5 separate regions of the Homo sapiens genome follow, and regions 1, 2, 3 and 4 are each linked to region 5. The links are chromatin contacts, found by Hi-C or POLR2A ChIA-PET in ENCODE. All regions are on one chromosome and are shown on one strand. The core of a region is the stretch at or near the end of the contact, and the rest is flanking DNA. Distances in the headings are between cores, read along the strand shown. Region 1 holds the start of ERRFI1-DT (ERRFI1 divergent transcript). Region 2 has its middle 32 kb from the start of ERRFI1. Region 3 overlaps ERRFI1-DT (ERRFI1 divergent transcript). Region 4 has its middle 56 kb from the start of LINC01714. Region 5 overlaps RERE (arginine-glutamic acid dipeptide repeats).

Evidence for each region. A loop is a pair of places that touch in the nucleus more often than their neighbours do. ChIA-PET counts read pairs that join two places held with the same protein, here RNA polymerase II (POLR2A). Pooled maps may share reads with other maps.
Region 1: a map of heart right ventricle shows a loop between it and region 5 (2.0-fold over the local background). The contact joins the promoter of ERRFI1-DT here to the enhancer-like site in region 5. A Hi-C loop is called at or near these places in 2 of 168 maps with a recorded cell type or tissue (heart right ventricle and posterior cingulate gyrus) and 11 of 50 pooled maps.
Region 2: a loop to region 5 is called in a pooled map, with 3 times the contacts of the local background. The contact joins two enhancer-like sites. A Hi-C loop is called at or near these places in 3 of 50 pooled maps. POLR2A ChIA-PET finds 5 or more read pairs at or near these places in 2 of 52 experiments (T-cell and WTC11).
Region 3: POLR2A ChIA-PET joins it to region 5 with 10 read pairs in Panc1. The contact joins two enhancer-like sites. POLR2A ChIA-PET finds 5 or more read pairs at or near these places in 2 of 52 experiments (MCF 10A and Panc1).
Region 4: a map of naive thymus-derived CD4-positive, alpha-beta T cell shows a loop between it and region 5 (6-fold over the local background). The contact joins two enhancer-like sites. A Hi-C loop is called at or near these places in 1 of 168 maps with a recorded cell type or tissue (naive thymus-derived CD4-positive, alpha-beta T cell) and 6 of 50 pooled maps. POLR2A ChIA-PET finds 5 or more read pairs at or near these places in 1 of 52 experiments (GM12878).

What each region holds. Positions count from the first base shown.
Region 1 is chr1:8,025,060-8,027,759 of GRCh38, forward strand. ERRFI1-DT (ERRFI1 divergent transcript) reads left to right here and starts at 1,434. Exons shown (of 3, transcript NR_185980.1): 1 at 1,434-2,362. ERRFI1 (ERBB receptor feedback inhibitor 1) reads right to left here and starts at 1,250. Exons shown (of 4, transcript NM_018948.4): 1 at 1,099-1,250. RefSeq lists silencers at 1,066-1,165, 1,286-1,335.
Region 2 is chr1:7,992,980-7,995,679 of GRCh38, forward strand. No RefSeq gene overlaps it. Among named protein-coding and RNA genes, the nearest start is that of ERRFI1, 32 kb to the right of the region's middle. Within about 2 kb of position 1,257, at least 3 of the 41 ENCODE cell types and tissues checked have a DNase peak (open chromatin) inside an H3K27ac peak, as active enhancers do.
Region 3 is chr1:8,075,930-8,078,629 of GRCh38, forward strand. The region is part of intron 2 of ERRFI1-DT (ERRFI1 divergent transcript); the gene reads left to right. Among named protein-coding and RNA genes, the nearest start is that of ERRFI1-DT, 51 kb to the left of the region's middle. Within about 2 kb of position 1,447, at least 28 of the 41 ENCODE cell types and tissues checked have a DNase peak (open chromatin) inside an H3K27ac peak, as active enhancers do; they include Panc1, where a contact is called at or near this core.
Region 4 is chr1:8,151,406-8,154,105 of GRCh38, forward strand. No RefSeq gene overlaps it. Among named protein-coding and RNA genes, the nearest start is that of LINC01714, 56 kb to the right of the region's middle. Within about 2 kb of position 1,411, at least 3 of the 41 ENCODE cell types and tissues checked have a DNase peak (open chromatin) inside an H3K27ac peak, as active enhancers do.
Region 5 is chr1:8,699,779-8,702,478 of GRCh38, forward strand. All of the region lies in intron 1 of RERE (arginine-glutamic acid dipeptide repeats), which reads right to left. Among named protein-coding and RNA genes, the nearest start is that of RERE, 120 kb to the right of the region's middle. RefSeq lists a silencer at 1,441-1,540. Within about 2 kb of position 1,438, at least 29 of the 41 ENCODE cell types and tissues checked have a DNase peak (open chromatin) inside an H3K27ac peak, as active enhancers do; they include Panc1 and heart right ventricle, where a contact is called at or near this core.

The DNA.
Region 1 (2,700 bases), core at 184-2,683, 670 kb before region 5:
CCTTTCTTCACCCCTGACAGTTGCCTAGAAACCAGTCTTGCCCTACCTGTGTTGCAGGTGTACCTCAAGTCACCGACACATCTCTTTTAAAGCTACAGTCTCCATTCTGACTTAAGTTTATGACTAACCATCTATTCATATTTTTATCAGGTAAGAGACTGGTTTCTTTCAAGCAATGATGAAATCCTAATAAAGACTTAGCAAGCACTAATACAGCACCATTCACGGTTAAAGAGTCATCTAATTTGTACAGGGCTATGATATACATATAAATACACACACAAAATTCCCAATAAGCATTCACGTCTTGAACACATAATTTTGCAGTCCGATTCCATTCAAAGCCGTACTTAAGACACTCAGAGCAAAGAATCACGTTTCTAGGAGAGAAGGAAGAGTTCAGAACAGCTTAGACGAATTTTTAAATACTGATTTCGGCATTACCATCGTCGCTGTGAGATTAGGCAGAGGGAGCGGGGCTGACCGCCAGAGAACCGGTACCAACCACCGCAAGCAATCGCCGAGCCTCCCACCCCAGCTTTCAAGACAGGATTTACGGGTACACGGTGTGAACAAGACAACGCAACCCCCTTTTTACAAATAAAAAAAAAATCAAACAAGCCCCCAGGCCCGAAGACGCTCATCCCCGCCGGGCAACCCCGCGAGCGCAGGCTGCGGGACGAGGACCTTCATGCTCGCCGCTCCCGAACCCCCGTCCGCTCCTGCGGTCCCGGTGCTGCGGGGACGTATCCCGGGCGCTCGGGTGCATGGCCCCGGCCAGCCGAGGGGCCGCGCGACGACCACAGCCGGCGTGGAGAAGGCGGCGGGCGCCGGCACTTCGCGGCGTCCCCAGGCCCGGGCTGCGCCGCCGGGGAGGGTCCCGCTCTCCACACCTCAATGGGGAGAAGCCCGCGAGCGACCGGCCGGCCTCTCCCTCCATCCCAGAGACTCCGCGTCGCGGCGACCCTCCCCGCGCCCTCCACGCCCCCGCCCTCGCGTCGGGGAGCCGCCTGGATCCCGGCGCCCGGCGCGGGGCCCCCTGAGGGAACGGAGCGCTGCGTGGCCCTCCCCACCCCCTCAGCGCGCCAGGCCCCTTACCCCGGAGGAGCGGCGGCTGCCCCGCGGCGCCCTCCCGCGCATGTCCGTCCCGGCTGGCTCAGCGCCGCGGGCTCAGGGGCCCGGACATCGCGCAGGCGCCTCTTGCTGGCTCGCGCTCCCGCTAGCACTCTGCCTCGCACCGGACCGCCGTCGCCGCGGCTGCCGCCGCCGCCTCTATATATAGCATAGGCCGCCGGGCCGTGAGGTCGCCGCGTCCCGCCCCGCCTCCTCCCGCAGCCAATCAGGGCGCGCGCCGCTTAAAGGGGCGATGCCGTGGCCGAGGCGTTGCGCCGGGCCCACCGTGGCGTATCGCGGCGCTGCAGGGAGCCGGCTTTGTCTCCCGGAGAGGCGTCTCCGGGCTGACCGCGGCCGCAGCTCCGCTCCTCTGCCTGAGCCGTGCGGCAGCCCTGGGAGCCTCTCAACGCCGAGCTTTCCTCAGAAGCCCGCGGCGACCCGGGCCTCGGCCGCTGTTCCTGCCCGAACTGAGGGCACATCGCGCTTCGCGCGGGATTTCCCATAAATTCAGGCTCCGGGCAAGATTGTGTGTTTTTTCCTCTCCGCGGGCCGCCGCTGGCCGTGTGGGCCGAAGAAGCCCTGGAGGGGGAGAGGGGAGCCGCTCTCGACTGGGCTTGCGGCGTGGGAGGGACAGTGAGGGACACTTAGGGACTGTGTGGGGCAGTGAAGGATAGTGTGGGATGATGAGGGACCGTGTGGACCGGTGAGCGACTGTGTGGGACAGTGCGGGACGATGAGAGACGGTGTGGGACGGTGAGGGACAGTGCGGGACGATGAGGGACAGTGAGGGACTGTGTAGGACAGTGAGGGACAGTGTGGGACGGTGAGGGACTGTGGGACAGTGAGGGACTTTGGGACTGTGAGGGACTCGGACAGTGAAGGATGGCAAGGGACAGTGTGGGACAGTATGGGACAGTGGACAGTGAGGCACTGTGAGGGGCGGTGAGGGACAATGAAGGATGTCAAGGGACAGTGTGGGACAGTGGACGGTGAGGTACTGTGAGGGGCGGTGAGGGACAGTGTGGGACTGTGAGGGATGGCGAGGGACAGAGTAGGACAGCAAGGGAGGATGAGGGGACAGAGTGGGCCGGCGTGGGGCGGTGAGGCTACGCGGGGGGAACCCAGGGCTCCTCTGACTGCGTTGGAATATGGAGGAAAGGTCCTGCTCGAGGTTGAGCCCTTCAGGGTCGCTGTGGGTTTCCAGGAGGAGCTCCCTCACTACTGACTTAGGGGGCCCTCGGCTTCCCAGGTTTGTGTTTACTCAGGCGACCTGAGCTGGCCCCGACGTCTTTTGGCTTTGGAGAGGCCACGGATGCCCAAGGACAAAGCCCCAGCGGGCCTGTGGGAGGAGGTTTCTCGGGGCGCCAGTGATGCAACTTAGGCTTATAGTTTAACCGTAAAATAAATAATACAAATGATAACAAACCAAGAGTGACTAAAGTCAGAAAAAAAGCAAACAGACGGAAACCCTCTAGTTTTAACTAGAACAAATTCCCTGGCTGGTCCTCTGTTGGGAGAGCCCAGAGACCTGTCGCTGACCTCTAGCCTCCTGGAGCCCCTGCTTGCACTTCAGCAATAATGCCTGAT
Region 2 (2,700 bases), core at 7-2,506, 710 kb before region 5:
TAGGATCCTATTGAGTATATTGTTTTGCAAATTGAATTTTTTGAAACAGTATGTCTTAGAAATCTGCTCATGTTCAAGTCCACTTTGTTTATGTAATGGTTGAACAGAATGTTATAGTATAACCACACTGTAATTTAACCTTTTTTTTTTTTTTTTTGAGACTGAGTCTTGTTCTGTCACCTAGGCTGGAGAATAATGGTGCGATTAAGACTCACTGCAGCCTCCACCTCCTGGGCTCAAGCCATTCTTTCACCTCAGCTGCCCGCCCCTTCACCCCCAGTAGCTGGAACTACAGGTACCTGGCACTGCAGGCACATGCCACCACACCCAGCTAATTTTTTTGTATTTTTTTGTAGAGATGGGGTCTCACTATGTTGTCCAGGCTGGTCTCAAACTCCTGGGCATTCCTCTATTAATGGATTTCCCCCATTAAATTTTTTTATTGCAGTAAAATACATACAACATGAAATGTACCATCCTAACCATTTTAAGTATACGGTTCGGTGGTATTAGATACATTCATCCCGTTGTGCAAGCATCAGCACCATCCATCTCCCGAACTCTTTTTCATCTTGTAAAACTGAGACTCTGTATCCAGTAAACACTAACTTTCCTTCCCCCTACCCCTAGCCCCTGGCAACCACCATTCCACCTTCTCTCTCTGTGAATGAGAGTACCCTCAGTACCTCCTCTCCGTGGAATCACATAGTATTTGTCTTTCTGTGACTGGCTTATTTTACTTAGCAAATCATCCTCAACGTCCATGTTGTGGCATGTGTTAGAATTTCCTTCCTTTTTTTTTTGAGACCGAGTCTCGCTCTGTTGCCCAGGCTAGAGTGCGGTGGTGTGATCTTGGCTCACCGCAACCTCCGCCTCCCAGGTTCAAGCGATTCTCCTGCCTCAGCTCCCAAGTAGCTGGGATCACAGGCGCGCGCAACCACACCAGGCTGATTTTTGTATTTTTTGTACAGACGGGGTTTCGCTGTGTTCTTCAGGCTGGCCTCAAACTCCTGACATCAAATGATCCGCCCGCCTTGGCCTCTGAAAGTGCTGGGATTACAGGCGTGAGCCACTGCCCCTAGCCCATAATTTCCTTCCTTTTTAAGGCTGAATAAAATTTAAGTGTATGTATGTTCCACATTTTGCTTATCCTTTCATCCCTTTATAGATTCTTGGGTTACTTCCACCTCTTAGCTATTGTGAATAATGCTGCTGTTAACATGGTGTCCACAGCTCTTCCGGACCCTGCTTTCGATTCTTTGGGGTATACACGCAGAAGTGGAATTGCTGAATCATATGGTCATTCTCATTGTGGTTTTGGTTTGCATTTTCCTAATGACTAATGATGTGGAGCATCTTTTCATCTGCTTATTGGCCATTTGTACATCTTAGATATGTCTATTCAAGTGCTTTGCCCATTAAATTTTTTTTTCCAGGGGCCATGCTAATAATCTGTGTTGTTCCATTTTTAGTATATGTGCTACTGAAGTGTGCACTTTGCCCAGTTTTGAATCGGGTTTTTGTTGTTGCTGCTGATATGATTTGTTTTTTTTTTTTTTTGAAACAGAGTCTCACTCTGTCTCCCAGACTGGAGTGCAATGGCGCGATCTCAGCTCACTGTAACCTCCACCTCCCGAGTTCAAGCGATTATCCCACCTCAGCCTCCCATGTAACTGGGATTACAGGCATGTGCCACCATGCCTGGCTAATTCTTTTGTATTTTTAATAGAGATGGGGTTTCATCATGTTGACCAGGCTGGTCTTGAATTCCTGGCCTCAAGTGATCCACTTGCCTCAGCCACCCAAAGTGCTGGGATTACAGGCGTGAGCCACTATGGTTGACCCACGCATAAGCCAACTTTAATGTTTTTCAATAAAGTTTTGTAATTTCCCCATTAAGCGTTTACACATCTTTTGGATTTATTGTTGGTATTATTAGGTCTGTCTTTTTTTCTTTCTTCTTTCTCTCTTCTCTTTCTTTCTCTTTTCTTTCTTTTTCTTTCTTTCTCTCTCCCTTTCTTTCTTTTTCTCTCTTTCCTTTTCTTTCTCTCTCTCCCTTTCCTTTCCTTTTCTTTTTCTCTTTTTTTCCTTTTCCTTCTTTCTCTTTCTTTCTTTCTCTTTCTCTCTCTCTCTTTCTTTCTCTTTCTCTCTCTCTCTTTCTTCCTTTCTCTTTCTCTCTCTCTCCTTCCTTCCCTCCCTCCCTCCCTCCTTCCTTCTTTCCTTCTTTCTCCTTTTTCTTTCTTTCCTCCCTCCCTCCCTCCCTTCCCTCCTTCCTTCCTTTCTTTTTCATTGTTAATTCCTTTTTTAAATTGTTTTCTGATTGTTGCTGGTATATAGAAATACAGATACTTTTATTTACTTATTTACTTTTTTAAGAGACAGGGTCTTCCTCTGTCACGCAGGCTGGAGTACACTGGTGTGATCAAATTTATGACCTGCTTTTAGGCAAAAAGGGGGAGGGCAGAGAACTCTTTCTGGATCTGTTGATTCTCAATTGCCTTCAGCTCAAAATAATCTTTATGTCAAAGTCGCATATTCTGTGGTGGCCTGTCCGGATCCCCTTCAAGTCTCTCTGACCTTTCTTCTGCCCTCCAGCCTGGGTGACAGAGCTAGAGTCTGTCTCAAATAATAATAATAATACAATAAATAAATAAATAAATAAATAAATAAATAAAGTACGCTTTCCATTCTTGGTTTGCT
Region 3 (2,700 bases), core at 197-2,696, 620 kb before region 5:
CCAGGTGGGAGGTGGTGACACGTCACGGGGGCCGCCAGGAGGAAAGGCATGGGTGAGCAAAGGCTGTCTTGTTATGCAGATGAGTCTTGCACACATCATCCCTGGAAAGAATGGCTGGTAGCCTATGGTAAAAGTTCCTCTATCAGAACTTTAGTCTCCTTTTCCTGTGAGTTCACCTTTCCTGAATCTGGATAAGGAGATAGAGAGATTGATACAGGTGTTAAAAAGAAATTACTTAGGCAGATAGTGAGGGTAAGAGAGTCCTCAGTCCTTTTAATAAAAAGCAGCCCACAAATAATTTCTTTTCTAATACAAAGCAGCCTGAAAAATCAAGCTGCAAACATAGACAAGCAAGCTGGAAGCTTGCATAGGTAAATGCCAGCAGCTGTGCCAATAGAAAAGGGCTTCCTGGAAGCCAGGTATGTTCAACACAGAGGCTCTCTCCCCTTTCCTTTGTTGCCACGTGTGTAGTAAAGAAGCAGGCTACATGGTGCTGGCCAGATAGAGACCCCACCTGCATGATAAGAGACTAGGGGCTGGGCGTGGTGGCTCATACCTATAATCTCAGTAGTTTGGGAGGCTGAAGCGGGTGGATTACCTGAGTTCAGGAGTTCGAGACCAGCCTGGCCAAAATGGTGAAACTCTGTCTCTACTAAAAATACAGAATTAGCTGGGCATGGTGGTGCATGCCTGTAATCCCAGCAACTCGGGAGGCTGAGGCAGAAGAATCACTTGAACCTGGGAGGCAGAGGTTGCAGTGAGCCAAGATCATGCCACTGAATTCCAGCCTGGGTGACAGAGCAAGACTCTGTCTCAAAAAAAAAAAAAAAAAAGAGAGATTAGGGTGGGGTGGCCAGCTTCTTTGCATGCTATGTGAATGGCTCACCTGGTCCCACCAATCCTTTGTGCCCTGTGTAAATCAGACACCACCTTCTCAAGTTCATCTATAAAACCAACTGCATCTCACCACGAACTGGGAGATCCACTCGGAACCCCTTCCCTCTGCACGAGGGAAGGCGGAGGTTGCAGTGAGCCGAGATCGTGCCATTGCACTCTAGCCTGGGCGATAGAGCAAGACTCCGTCTCAAAAAAGAAAAAAGAAAAATATGCTAAAATGACGTTTTAAAAGTTGCTTGTCCACTCATATATTTTTGTCAAGCTTTGTGTTACGAAACAGAGTCAAAGCCTAGTATCATTTTTAGCAGGGGTTGGGGGAGGGGGTGGGAAGTGATAAGTGAGACTGGAGGGAAGGCCAAAGGATTTGAAGGACAGAAAAGCACATATCCTTCCTAGACCTCCCCTGGCTCCAGGATGGAAAATGACTTGGCAGGGGCCCTTTTTGTGCAGGCCAGAAGGGAATTTATTTCCCAGCTGTTCTGTTGTATTTTCCTTGTTAGTCTTTGCTCCCACGGTCTAAGAGCAAATACCGGATCTTAGCGCCTACAGTACTGGTCAAGAGCTGCCACTTCAGTCAGTGTGACTCACAGCTGTCCGTGAACCACCTACTGTAACAGCTGGCTAGACACCACAGCCCTGCGGCCCTGCAGCCCAGCCACGTCTTTTTAGCTTCACCTCGACGGCCTTGCTCTTGACCTGAAATCACCATCACCTTAATGGGCTAGAAAAGGTGGGGTTTAGAGGTAGATACTTTTATTCATTTTTCTTAAATTGTATTTCTCAATTGCCACTCAAGGATCTTGGAAGATGTATTTAATCTCAACATCAAATTAGAGTTCTAGGAGACCAAGGCAATTGAATATGTCATTGGACAAAACTCCACTTCATATCCTTTGGTGTGTAAATGATTCATTCCTTGAAGAAGAAAGGTTCTGGTTAATTTGCGGCTTCGTTATGATTTGCTGCTTTTTTGTGATAAGGATGAGGGGAACTGCCTTTAGAAAAACTGGTTCCGTGGTAGGATCATGGTAGGATGACCTCTGGCCTCTCTCCCTGGGCTCTCTGCTGTAGCTTTCTTCCTCTCTAAGGCTTATTCCTGAAGCTTCACTAGAGACAGGTAAAATACAGTTCCTGCCCTCCGGAAGTTTCCAAATCAGCTGTGGATATAGATTACTGTAGGAGAATCATAAAATCACAGGAGTACAAATAAAATGCAGTTTCAGAGAAAGTACACATTACTTTTTGCCTCAGCTTGTACTGTAACATTAGCCTGTGTCTTTATCAGCCTAGAGCTTTACTTTGTTTTATTATTTTAAAAAAGAAAATCGTTCTGCTGGACTGGAAATACCTTGACGCCAGAGGCCATGTTATTTTTATCTTTTGATCTCCTCTCTATTCTAGTACATTCAGGCTCCACACAGGACACAGCACACATAATACTGCCTGGTAAGCATTTGCTGACATCACTGAATTGGGGAAGGTGTTGTTGAAAAGGTAGAACTTGAGCTCTGTTTTTAAATAGAGAGGGGCAGTTGGCGGTGACACACTCCCCATCTATGAGTCATTTGTTCTGGGCCGCAAGGAAGAATTTGAAAACTCAGAACAGAAGGGGAAAGAATGGCAGGTTGGTAGAATGACTAGAACAGAGCTGGGTGTTAGTTTGACAGAATATGAGGTCGGAGAGGAGGCCAACCAGCCTGGTTGCTGTTCTGGAGAATAATTGGGATATTACCGTGGCTAGATGCAGGAGGAGGGCCTTCCTGGGGTTGGAATGTTTGTGGAATGAATAGCATTTCTTTCCCT
Region 4 (2,700 bases), core at 161-2,660, 550 kb before region 5:
TCTATGGGGAGAGGAAGGGCACACGGGAGCTCTGCGTTTTCTGCTCCATGTTCCTGTAAACCTAAAACTGCTCAACCAAATAAAAAGATCCATTTAAAAAATCAGTACCTTCGTAAAACCGAAAAAACATTAAAATAAGAATGAAGTGACAAGTGCAATTTAAGTCAGGAACTTGTTAGGTGAAAGTACTGAGGTGAAAACAGACCTTTATTCTGAATTCTCTGAGGAGCTGATCAAAGGAGGGATGAGTTACATAGGGCACATTGTCTACGGAAAGAAAACAGACCTGTTTTCCGGGAGAGACAGGCCAACTCTGAGATGAATTTGTCCCAGTTTGTTGCTGTTGTTTGTTTCAGAGACAGGGTCTCTTTCTGTCCCCCAGGCTGGAGTGCAGTGGCACAATCTCCTCTCACTGCAATCTCTGCCTCCCAGGCTCAAGCGATCTTTCCACCTCACACGCCTGAGTAGCACCCACCACAACACCCGGCTAATTTTTGTATTTTTTTGTAGGGATGGGGTTTCACCATGCTGCCCAGCTGGTTTTGAACTCCTGAGCTCAAGCGATCCATCCTCCTGCCTTGGCCTCCTAAAGTGCTGGGATTATAGGTGTGAGCCACTGCGTTTGGCTAGTTTTTATTCCTCATGGAGAAATAGCATAATGGGTGATGAGCCCGACTGGGCTGTCACTAGAAGTTCTACACATTACCATTTCGTATCAATCCAGGTTTTAAAAACCCAAGAAGGCCTGATGCTGCTACATTGTAGCTCATCAGGATGGTTCTGTGCTGCACACAGATTGGAGGACGCAGATATCTTTCTTCAGGATCAGTGCTTACGGTTTCATTTTAGGAATATCTATTTGCCCCTCAACTTTAAAGCTGAGTCAGGGCTGCGCCAGATGTGTTTTGTCTGCTTCTATACTCCTGACTTGTTCATTTTTCCCTTAAAGGGCTGCTTTCCGACTAGGCGTGGTGGCTTATGCCTGTAATCCAAGCATTTTGGGAGGCCAAGGAAGGAGGATGGCTTGAGATCAGGTGTTCGAGACCAGCCTGGCCAACATGGTGAGACCCCGTTTCTACTGAAAATACAAAAAAATTAGCCAGGCATGGTGGCACGTGCCTTTAACTCCAGCTACTCTGGAGGCTGAGGCAGGAGAATCACTTGAACTCGGAAGGTGGAGGTTGCAGTGAGCCGAGATCACCCCACTGCACTCCAGCCTGGGCGACAGAGCAAGACTCCATCTCAAAAAAAAAAAAAAAGGGCTGCTTTCAAAGATCACTGCATAAGTAGTGTGCTTATTATGATAGATTTTATAACTTTAAGATATAATCATCTTGTTCTTTTTCGTACATTAGCAAAGGAAACCATGAAACCACACGTTAGAATTGAGGGGACTTTGAAGTCAGGGAGTCTCTTTTTTACAGTTGAAGAGGCTCCGACAAACGTCAATGGTTTGCTCATGGGTACATGGCTAGTAAACACCAGAGCTGGCTCTAGGACTCGCATTGATGTCGGTTAATTGATATACCTGACCCCGCTACTAGTGCACAATTACTGCCCTGCGTCAGGCCAAATCAGGGGCATGGATCATCATGTTGGGGACACTACCCCAAAGGAGGAGATGACATGGCTGTCCACAAACCGGGAGCCCAGTTGTGCCCAGAATTGGTTCCTTCTGGTTGGTTCTTGGTCTCGCTGACTTCAAAAATGAAGCCGCGGACCCTCACAGTGAGTGGTACAGTTCTAAAGATGGTGTGTCTGAAGTTTGTTCCTTCAGATGTTGAGATGTGTTCAGAGTTTCTTCCTTCTGGTAGGTTTGTGGTCTCACTGACTTCATGAGTGAAGCCACAGACCTTTGCAGTGAGTGTTACAACTCTTAAAGGTGGTGTGTGTGGAGTTCTCTGTTCCTCCTGGTGGATTCGTGGTCTTGCTGGCTTCAGGACTGAAGCTGCAGACCTTCATGGTGACTGTTAATCTCACAAAGGTAGCACAAACCCAAAGACTGAGCAGCAGTAAAATTTATTGCTAAGAACAAAAGAACAAAACTTCCACAGTTAGAAGACGACTGGCGGAGATTACCGCTGCTGGCTCAGGTGGCCAGCTTTTATTCCCTTATTTGGTCCCACCCACATCCTGCTGATTGGTCCACTTTTCAGAGCACTGATTGGTCCATTTTACAGAGTGCTGATTGGTCCGTTTTTACTGAGTGCTGATTGGTGCATTTACAAACCTTTAGCTAGACACAGAGCGCTGACTGGTGCGTTTTTACAGAGTGCTGATTGGTGTGTTTACAAACCTTTAGCCAGACGCAGAGCTCTGATTGGTGTGTTTACAATCCTTTAGCTAGACAGAAAAGTTATCCAAGTCCCCCCACCTGACCCAGAAGCCCAGCTGGATTCACCTCTCACGGTGGCCCTCCTGCTCACACAACCTGCCTACCTCTTGGGAAGACACCTCCTGTTTGGACTTGCTGGTTTTTGTGCAGTCACGCAGAAAGCCCCATTTCGCATGACGCTAGCTGAACTAGAAGCAGAGAGACATGTACAACATTATAGATCTTTTATAGTTAAAAGGACCAGGAAATTCTGATCCCCTGACCCTCTCAACACCCTCCCCCCGCCACCCAAAACAACCACCAGGAAAGCGTTCTGCACTTCAGTGGAAAAGGCAAATCTTGTAACACTTGGCCTTGGCCTAGGT
Region 5 (2,700 bases), core at 188-2,687:
GTCTGAAGATGGACCAATTTCTCCAATGAATTAAAAAGTATCTTAGTCTAAGACAAGCTCTCTTTCTACCCAGCCACCCCCACGAGATCCCACTCCGCCCCAACAACCCTCAGCCCCCATCTTCTATCAGCAAACTGGGCCTCTGACACAAAGGTACCACATTTATAATATCAGCTTTAGTCATAAACAGATTTCAATCAAGTTTGTTTCTACGACTTTTGCTCCTTTTTAAAAATGCAATGGATAGCCCAGGCGCAGTGGCTCATGCCTGTAATACCAGCACTTTGGGAGGCCGAGGCGAGTGGATCACAAGGTCAGGAGTTCGAGACCAACCTCGCCAACATAGTGAAACCCCATCTCTACTAAAAATACAAAAATTAGCCAGGCGTGGTGGCACACGCTTGTAGTCCCAGCTACTCAGGAGGCTGAGGCTGGAGAATCACTTGAACCCGGGAGACGGAGGCTGCAGTGAGCCGAGACCATGCCATTGCACTCCAGCCTGGGTGACAGAGTGAGACTCCAACTCAAAAAAAATAAAAATAAAAATAAATGCAGTAGATAATAACAGCTCTGGACAGTAGTATCTACTCAACAGGAAAGCAGACAGTAAAGAGACCAGACCACTGAGAACCCATGTCAGTCACATTACAATCTATGTTACAGCCTGAAAAGCCTGAAAAGACTCAAATCTACTCATAAATACTTTCTAATAACTTGAAACAATAACACTATAAAATATCAAGTTGGCCACACATGCCCCTGAGCAGACACGTCTAAAAGCTTCTATGTGCCACCCAGCCCATGGCCAAACTGCTGTTGGTCAATGGGTTGCTCAAGTCCTTTTGTACAATGTAACGAGAGGTAAGAGACAAGGGGGAAACATTCTAGCCACCTTATCTCCAATGATGCCAACATTTATTTCTGCTTGAGTTTTACAAACTAATCCTAGACTAGTTAACAAAGAACCCATTTTTCATTGTTGATTTTTACACAAAATATTGGCTTCCTATGTCATTATAAAATGGATGGCTCCATCGGCTTCTCAGCCTACACAATAGCAAGCAAAACCCTTTGGCCTTGGAAAAGCATGGTAAATATAATACCTACTAATAAGTTACATGGTTTACCAATTTCCTCAAAATCAAAAATAAATCTCTCACAAGTCAACTATTAAATAAGTAAACAAAAGCTTGTCTTGTTCTATCACTTGCTTAAAAGCAAGCACGGTGGCATGGGAGAGGGATTAAGAAACACAACCAGTCAAGTCCATAAAACCTTCAGTGTAAGATAAAACTACCCTGTAGGAGCAGCCAATGCATTCTGACCTAACAGCTGTACACAGTTGCACTAGTTAAAATGAAAAGCTAGTCTGCATCACACACAGGCAATTCACTGAGCCTTACTGATACGTTGATGGGGTTTACCATCACAGTCTTCCCTCCCCTAACCTACAATGTAAAAAATGAATTGCCATATAGCTGAAGGCACCGGGATGGGGGTGAGGGGAATACACACACACACACACACACACACACACACACACACGCACACACTCCCTCCCTCCCTCTCTCAGGCATTTCAAAAATAATCACAACCATGTAGATTGTAACATATCCTATACGCTATAAAAACACACACACAAAGGAAGTGGTACAGCTACATTACGTCAGCTCTTGCCTCAATTCATAAATGCAAAAACCACAAAACAAGACAAAAATCTAAACGGCCTTTTTCTGGAAATCTTAGAGTGAATGAATGTGGGTTAAGTCTTTAAATATGTTATTGAACACTTCTCGCAGATGCATTGCTTTCATCAGCCACGGGGAGGGAAAAAGTGTAATCTTGGTCAATTCTATCATGCAACCAGATCAAATAACATTTCAAGTGCAGCCTGCCAAGCGCCAGCGCCTGCCGGAGTACAATGAGCGCTCAACTGCTCTGGACTGAAAAACCATCTTTCACTGGTCCCAGGGATCTTTATAAAATAGTTTAAACACTACTAAATTACAGAGTTAGAAAAAAAAAATACAAGCTCAACTCTGCTGCCCCCACACTATTGTGAAGCTGCTGTTAAGCATCTAAAAATCTGCCTTGTGTAATTTACTAGGCAATGTAAATATTCAGAAAGGCAACTGCCTCTCAGAGCCCAAGTCTAACACATGCATAAAAATGTAGAGTTGGTTGTGCTTCTGGAAATAATTGCCCACAGATCAACGTGCTTACATGGGATATTGTTCCCATCTGTAAGGTTTCAAATCATGTCTACTTTAAATTTGGAGTTTCCAGAAAGAGGAAAAAAAAAAAAAAGCCAGAACTCAAAACAGTAATTTTGGCACAGAATTGTGAGGACTTTGTTAAATCTGTTCTCAACTTTTACTCAGTGTCTCAATCTTAAAACACAGAGGCACAAAGGGAAAATGGAATTTCTCTGTAGACACCCGTGTTCATTCACAGACCATTTTTTAGATTTTCCGTGTGGCTGAGAGGCCTCCAGCCAAACAATGCCCACAGAGCGCGGGGCACATGTGCGCCAGGGACGCTTAAGGGCTGCAAGTAAAACAAAGTAACCTATTACAGGAGTTTCCTTCTCAGCAAACAAAAAGTGGTCAAGCAGGTCTCCCTACAGTTTCAGAAAACAAGAGTTGAGTAAACAAGAGAGGAGAAACAAGGAAGACAGCATCCCACACTAAAAAATTCTTT